Linked DNA regions of Homo sapiens: region 2 is linked to region 1. A link is a loop called in an ENCODE intact Hi-C map of the cell type or tissue named here. Cell type or tissue: sigmoid colon. All regions are shown on one strand.

What was found. Hi-C counts contacts between places; a loop is a spot of excess contacts. Peaks named below come from ENCODE experiments on the same cell type or tissue, not always from the same donor. Only the 100,000 strongest peaks of a DNase experiment are listed, where the experiment ranks them.
Region 2: it touches region 1 in a loop (2.4-fold over the local background); 18 of 110 quality-filtered maps call a loop at or near these places.

What each region holds. Positions count from the first base shown.
Region 1 is chr19:6,269,623-6,273,622 of GRCh38, reverse strand. MLLT1 (MLLT1 super elongation complex subunit) reads left to right here. Exons shown (of 12, transcript NM_005934.4): 2 at 2,864-3,044. Among named protein-coding and RNA genes, the nearest start is that of MLLT1, 8.4 kb to the left of the region's middle. RefSeq lists an enhancer at 1-527. In sigmoid colon, CTCF peaks have their summits at 2,086 and 2,289 (motif pointing right); DNase peaks (open chromatin) are centred at 166, 1,372 and 1,782; H3K4me3 peaks cover 2,115 bases; H3K27ac peaks cover 2,154 bases.
Region 2 is chr19:6,054,976-6,058,975 of GRCh38, reverse strand. All of the region lies in intron 1 of RFX2 (regulatory factor X2), which reads left to right. Among named protein-coding and RNA genes, the nearest start is that of RFX2-AS1, 5.6 kb to the left of the region's middle. In sigmoid colon, no CTCF peak of the experiment used is centred here; DNase peaks (open chromatin) are centred at 1,635 and 2,477; H3K4me3 peaks cover 1,047 bases; H3K27ac peaks cover 2,825 bases.

The sequences.
Region 1 (4,000 bases):
CGTGTAAGCATAGAGGGTGGTCATGGCCGCTCGGGGCTAATGTCAGTGTTGTTTTGGGTTTGTTGGAATGCGGTGGTGTTCAGGCAGACACTCGTGCTTGGCCTGAGTATTGCCATGCCGGTGCTCAGCCCTCACCTCGTGTGTTTGGTGGGGGTACTTTTACCTGAGATCCTCATGAATCCGCAGCGCCGGGGGTTTATGAGTGCGCCTGATCTTCCGTCCATCCCCACTTTCTTCCCACACTGGGGTCGTGAATGTCCCTGCTGCCCGGATCTTGGGGTTACCTGAATGTCCTCCACCCTCGGGTCCTGTCAGTTCTGTGGCTTTGGGCTGTGTTCACCCCTTTTTCCAGCCACTCCTTCTGGTTGCCTCCTCATGGGCTGGGGTTGCTGTTAGTTTGCCATTCGCCCTTTTCTGCCTGCACCCCAGGCCTTACACAGAGGGCCGGGGGCTTTTGACTCCGAGACCGTTTCCCATATCTGTCAGCCACTTATGACGACGGGTTATTTCTTTTGTCTCCGGCCTGATCCCAGGCACCCCCTGCAGTGTGCCTGGTCCCTAGGGAGTCCCTGCCCTCTTTTCCCAGGGAACTCCAGAGGGACAGTCGTCCTGAGCCAAGGGAATCCCCTCTGCCCCCTTTCCTTTTAAAAATTAATTTTTAGTTGACAAATAAAAATTGTACATCTGTATCATGTACATGTTTCAGTTTACTTTTTAAGTTGCCAAATAGAAATTGCACGCCTCCGCCTCATTTCTTATACCTGGCTTGCTGTGCGCACAGACCCTCAGCCTCTCTGGCCAGTTCTTCCACATGCTGGAACTGGCCTGTCCTTATCTGCCACCATGGCCCTGCCGTCTCCAAAAGCAGCATTTAGAACTCCCTGACCTGAGAGGCTCTCTGGTTTAATTAATCCAGCATCGTCCAGGCCTCCTGTCCCGTGGTTTCAAGATAGAGGCTAAGAGGACGAACAAGATGTAGTCCCTGCTCTCAGAGAGTTCACAGGGGCCCTGGGGGCTGCGTCAGCAACCCAGGAGCGGGGGATGGGATGAAGGGGCTCCCGTGGAGCTGTCCACAGGCTTCTGTGGGGACTCAAGGTTGGTCTCCAGCGTGGCTACCAGAAAGGGCCCTGGACAGGGCAGCGTGTGAGCCAGGACTTGAGATGAGTAGGGTTTTGAAACGAGCTTAGGGCACCCAGGCTGCGGCACTAGAAGAGATGAAGAGAGATAGGGTGGCTGTTCCTGGTGTGTCTGGGGCTGGCTGTAGGATTGAGCTGGAATGTGCGCGTTTCCTGCATTTCCTCAGTTCTGGGACTCTGAGATACCAGGACAGCGCCACCAACTCAGGAGCAGCTTCTGTGTCTGTGTGTGCACGTGTGCGCCTGTGTGCAGGCTGGACTCTGACTTCAAAAGGGTTAGGACATGAAAAGAGACGAGCGTCTCAGACTTGAGGAAATACACGCGTGGAAGACGTGCGCGGGGCTCGGGCTTCCTTCTGAGGGAGTGACAAGCCGTGGAAAGCTTTAACATGGCGGGCGGGGGTGGGGGCGATAGGATCTGCCTGCCCCAGCGGCTCCATCGCGTGACAACTGAGAGCTCAGAGGGGGACGGAGAGGGAGGGAAGCCGGCCAGGCGCCGGGGCACTCAGCCAGGTGGCGGGGTCTGAACGGGGCCTCGAAATGCCAAAGAAGAGACAGGTACTGGAGGGATTGCAGCCACTGGGACACACCTGGCCAGTTGCCGAGCGATGGCGTGGAAAGGCGCAGATGGGAGCTGTCTGGTCTGGGGCCCGGGAGGGCGGCTCTGTCAGGGGAGGGTGTGGGACTCAGGCCATGGTCTGGCTGGCTCCCGGCTATCTCAGCACTTAGAAGCAAGTGTGCGCTTGGCTGCTGCTTTATTTTGTAACATTCTTGTATTTGATAGCGGGTGTCAGGGCCGTATCTGTGAAAAGTCTGGGGAGGTTTTTACAAAGCAGGGTGGATATTTACTGTAGGTTCCCTGTTGGTGGTTTTGGCCAACCTAGGTATGAAGAGTGCTTTGAAGGCATGCAACTTTGTGTTCAGTGGCATGGAACTGGCCTGAGCTGCCTTGTATTTCAGAGCAAAGTGTCAGACACGACATGTGCTCAGCGGAGGGAGCTGGGCTGCCCAGGCCACGGGTCCACCTGGGACCGGTCACCAGGGGGCCGCAGGCTGGCCTCTGCCTTCTTCTTGGGAACCTCCCATTCTGCTTTTGAAACTGAAAGCCAGTGTTGTAGCTGATGACTTAGGGAAAGGAGAGGGGCCTCCGGGAGGCGCTGTGATGCGTGCTTGGGAATGAAAATGCTGGAGTCAACAAGCTTAGGTGGCAGAGACACCGACAGCCATCAGCAAGATGACTTTTGATAGTGAAAGTGCTCGGAAGAGCATCCTCTATGATAGAGTGATGGGAGCGGTGGTGGATGCTTTTGGATCGGTGGTCAGGGGAGGCTTCCCTGCAGAGGGACAGTCAAGCTGAGAGCCCAGTGACAAGAGGCGCCAGTGTGGGAAGTCTCAGGAGCAGAGGATCCTAGGCCAGTGTGGTGGCCCCGAGGCAGGAGTGAGCTGGGCTGAGCTGGGGACCGGTGAGGAGGCTGTGCGGGTGGAATTGAGGATGAGGCGGTGGATGAGAGGAGACACGGGGTCTGTGTGGGAGTACGGAGGGGAGAAGGCACGGGACGTCTGCGGCAAGGTGCTGGCGCGATAGGAAGCCGTCTGTGTGCTGCTCACTGGGTTGAGAGCGTATTGCACTGCTGGGGGTCTTTATCGAAAGTTCTCTGTGGGTAAGGGGACAGTCCCCTGCTTGGAGGCGTGTGCTGACTTCATCTCCCCACCTCTCTCTCCTCCAGTGCACCGTCCAGGTGAGGTTAGAGCTGGGGCATCGCGCCCAACTGCGCAAGAAGCCCACCACGGAGGGGTTCACTCACGACTGGATGGTGTTTGTCCGCGGCCCCGAGCAATGTGACATCCAGCACTTCGTGGAGAAGGTGGTCTTCTGGCTGCACGACAGCTTCCCCAAGCCCAGACGCGGTGAGTGGCCTCAAGCCCTGAGTGCCCACAGCACGGACCCATCTGTCTTCACTCCTCCCAAGGCCAGGCTCCACCCCTCCCTCAGGAGCAGCAGGACCCCTCCAACCATGAGGTTCCAGCTTGCGTCCCTCGGCGTGGGGGCACTGGAGCCGTGTCACCTCCAGCTGTTGAGTTAGTCGTAGGAAGAACCGAAGGAGGTGGTGGCGGTCTGTTGTGTCGTGATTTAGACCCGGGCTCTGGGAAGCAGCCAGGGAGCACAGCCAGGTTGGCATGGGTGGGACAGGTGAAGTCAGCCGGCTGGTGAGTGATCAGGAAGTTGCCGACCGGGCCTATGTTTGTTTGTGTGCCATGTGAAGAATTCCCAATATTTGGGGCAGAAAGAATGCCGGAGCTCATGTCACCACTGTCTTTTCCGTGTCTTCCCTCTCCCTTCAAGCCTCAGGCCGTCATTGATTCAGCACGAGTGCCTCAGTCGTGTATTCTGTCAGCGTCTCCACCTGTGGCGTGGGGGCCCTGGCCTTCCTGGAGGGTGCAGTGTGACGGGGCACAGGCAGGAAGTCACCCAGTTTATGATCAGGGATGCCCTCCTGGGGAAGTGAGCCCTAGGGAAAGGCTGTGGTGGGGAATCGGAGAGTGAGGTGGTGGTCTGGTGAGCGCCATCAGGGCTGGGGCCGCGTCTACTTTTCTTACCGCTGAGTCGCCAGTGTGAAGCCCGGAGCCCGGCACATCACAGGGGTTCGATAAATGCTTCTTGGGTGATGTCTTGATAAAGGAATGAGGGACTTTCTGTAGGAAGCACTTCAGGGTGGGAAGAGCCCTGGCTGGGCTGGTGACCCCTCTACCCTGCAATACGGGGGTCCCGGGAGCTCCAGGGGCCACGGGAGGTGAGCCGTGCACAAGCGTGGGTGTGCTTAGGTTGAAGCAAGAGCTTCCCGGGACCCGGGACCCAGGACCCT
Region 2 (4,000 bases), 210 kb after region 1:
TAAAGGGGAAGGAACGGGTGTTTCCACTGTTAAGACGGGGGTCCCTGGCTTAGGGGAGGCCTTGTCAGCGCAGCCTGCTCTCAGCCTCTGAAGATTAGAACCTGCGACTTAAGGGCCTACTGGGTGTCTGCACTCCCCCATCCCCCTTCCAGTCTGCAAACAGCCCTTTCTCAGGCCAGTTGTCAAGGGCTTGGTTCTGATCCTTTTCTAGAGAAAGGAGGGAAAGTTTGGCTCCTGAGAAGAAAACAGGAACAGAAGCCCAATTCTTACGAAAAGAAAAAGGAATTTGAATTCTGAAGATACTTGATTTCAGAGAAGCTCGGAGCCAGCTCCAGTCCTTGAAAGCCCATTGCTACAAGAGGAGAAAAAAAAAAAACCCAAAAGTGAGGAATGACGGGCACCCCCGTGGCTTAGGCACGGAGGGAACGATGGTTGCCCTTGGTGTGCATTGAAGCCTGCTGCTCTGGAATGTGTGGGTAGCCTTCAGAGGGTCCTGTTCATTTATTTCACACTCCTTGCCTGGCTGAATTGTCATGATTTTGCATCCTGCCTACTCTCCTTTTTCATCTTCCTGTTCTCACCCTGTCTACAGGCCTGTTTTACTCGGGGGCTGTTTGTCCAGACCCCTTCTTAGACATCACAAATCCATTTTGAACAGAGGTCCTTCTGCGCCCCAGGGGACACTGGGCAATGTCTGGGAACATCTGTGGTTGTCACAACTGGGGGTGCTCTTGGCATGGAGTGAGCGGAGGCCAGGGATGCTGCTCAGCACCCTGCAGTGCTCAGGACGGCCCCAGCCCAGAGATGGATCCGTCCCCAATGTCCACAGTGCCAAGTGGGGACACACACTGTCATCTTTGGTGATTATCAGGGCAGAGTAATAACTCTTGGCACTGAGAACCAACTGGGTCCACAGGGAGTAATCCTGGTGCCAGAAAGGACATGGTTCCACCATCAAGGAGGGTTCGAGAATCCACTTTTCGGCAAGGAGATGGCTTGGAGGTGTCCTCCCTGTGCGTGGGGCCAGGCCACACAAGCCTGAACAGTGAGGACAGAATCTTAAAACACGCATCACTTACTCCGAGGACCTGGCCCTCAGAGGGGAGCCGGGAGAAGGAAACGGACAAGACTTTTCTGGGCAGCCTAATGACACTGGGAGTGTTAAGACAAGCTACCAGGACAGAATCTGGGCTTTGAAGCAACTGGTACTCCTGAGAGCACTCCGGGCTTGTTCCTTCTTGTTCAGAGGGAGGAAATTAATTGCTTTCTTAGGGCAGATGAACTCTGGTACCATCTGGAGGCCAGCGAGTACCAGGAGAGGAGGAGCTGATGGCCGGAGGAGGCCACGTGCCTCCCAAACACCGAGGCTCATCAGCCAATCAGAATGAAGGTAACTAAAACCACTCAGCTAACTCTGCCCCAATTATCACCAAAGATGACAAAACATTGTCTAAATACTGATCTGAACTATGTGAGGCAGGTGACAGCTCCATTTGGCATATGGAGGAACAGGAATAGAAGAGAGATTGCTTAAGGTCGCAGTGAGTCAGCGGCTCAGCCAGGAACGGGCCCAGAAATTGCTCTCAGCGTTTTCTGCATTTCCTTTCCTGACATTGCTGGTTACTAGGTGATGGGAGTATTTTTCTGTAAACAGAAGCCTCTTCCCTTTGTGCCCAGGCAGATTCATTCATCACGGCCGTAGTCCAGGGCTGCTTCTAGCTGCGTCTCTCCTGTGCCCCCTCACATGAAGTCAGGAAGCCACGGGAGATGTTCCCACTGGCGCGTTTGACTCAGCAGTGGCTCCAAAAGGTCAAGTGCGCATCTGGTTCACTTGAATGTTCGTTCAAGGTCAAATGAGCGTTTCGTGGATTCCAAAGGCTGGTGCCGGCCAAGGAGGGGAAATTGCGCCGCTGGTTCTGTGCTTTTCCCCTTTATTTCATGCCCGCCCTGATCTTGGACCAGATGGTAAATGAAACGTGCTCAGCTTATAAACAGCACTCCGGGCATATTTCTGAGGCACGAGGGAGGGAGCTTTGGGCCAGCCAAGCCCGTTGGCCAGGCAGGGCCAGGCTGGGTGACAGGTCGTGTTGCGGCCCCTCCCCTTTATATTGGCTGTTCCGAGGCTCCTGTAACCCAGTCTAAGAGGACACAGGGGAAGGCAGTCAAAGTAAGACTGCCCAGGTCCTCGCCACAGGAAGAAAAACAGAAGAGAGGACAAAGGAACGCGAGAAAGCAAGGACGGCAGGGCAGTCACTGAATGGGTCCAAGTTCCCACAGCAGATTCAGGTTCAGAGAAGAAGCATGGCCTCCACTCACTCACATCTACTGTCTTGCACTGGATTGAGGGGTTCCCAAACTGGGTGCTGCAAAGGTGCTCCACAGTGTGCGTCCCTGTGCCCTGTGGACTTTACCTTGAGTACACCCACGCCCTCGGGGCCCTGCCCTCTGCCCACTCTCTGCTGCGCTCTCCTCTGCCAGGTGGAGGAGTTACTCAGGATCCAGCATCACCCCTTCTGGGAGGACCATGTGAGCTACTGCGCTTACCTGGAAGCACCGCCAGGATCATGAGCCACTCCTGCTCATCGCTGGTGTCTTGTGTGTGTGTTTGTTTAACTCCTTATCATGGAAATTTCAAACATCCACAAAGTAAATACACAATGCAATGAAACTTATGAAGCCACCACCCTCTACAGGGTGTCAGGGTCCTGCCATTCTTATAACACCTGGATACCTGTACCCACTCTCCGTCCTCCTCTCCACCCTTGTATTTTTACAGGCTTCGTTGTCATTGTTAAAATTCACATACAGTAAGTGCACAAACCTTAGCTGGCTAATTTTGACAAATCACGACTCCATGTAACCGCACACTGTATTATCATACAGAATGCGTCCATCTCACTGGAGTGTCCCCTCCTGTCCCTTTCCAGTCACTCTCGCCCACCGCCACCTGCCCCCCCACCCACTATTATGATTTTTTTTTAACTTTAGTTTTAATCCACTCTACTCATCTACTCTTTTGGACTCAACTTCTTTCACTCAGCGTAATGATTTTGAGATTCATCCATGCATTGTGAATTTCAGTAATTAATTCCTTTCTATTCATGAAGAGTATTCCAGTAGTATTCCTCTATTAGCTTTTTAGCTATGCTCTTCTTTTCCATTTTTAGTGGTTGTTTTAGGGTTTTCAATATGAATCTTTAAATCATCATAATCTGCAATTTCTCGTCCACTCTCCTGATGAGGAACATTTGGGTTATTTTTACTTTTTGGTGACTGAATCAAACTGCTATGAATAAGGCTGAGGTGGGCAGATCATTTGAGCCCAGGAGTTTGAGACCAGCCTGGGCAACATGGTGAAACCCTGTCTCTACCCAAAATACAAAAATTAGCCGGGTATGGTGCTGCGTGCCTGTAGTCCCAGCTACTTAGGAGGCTGAAGTGGGAGAATCGCTTGAGCCTGGGAGGTTGAGGATGCAGTGAGCTGTGATTGTGCCACTGTACTTTATCCTGAGGGAGACCCTGTCTCAAAAACAAAAAACAAAAACCAACAAACAAAAAGCTGCTATGAACATGCTTATACAAGTTGTTATTATTTTTTTGAAGAGATATGTCTTCATGTCTCTTGGATAAAAACTACAAGAGGAATTCTGGGTTAAAGGGCAGGTTTAACTTTCTAGAAAACTGCCAAACCTCTTTCCAGTGTGGTCATATCATTCATATCTACACATGGGGGTGTGTGAGAGTTTTAGTTGCTCCATGTACTTACAACATTGGATGTTGTCAGACTTGTCAGGTTTAGCCATTCTAGTGAGTATTTAGTGATATCTTGATATAGTTTGAATTTGCATTTCCCTAGTGACTAATGAGGCTGACCACTATTCATGTACTTTTGGGCATCTGTATATCTTGCTTTGTGAAGTACCATTTTTTTAAGTTATTTGTCATCTTATATTGAATTGTAGGAGTTTATATATATAGATATAGATGTAGATATATTAGG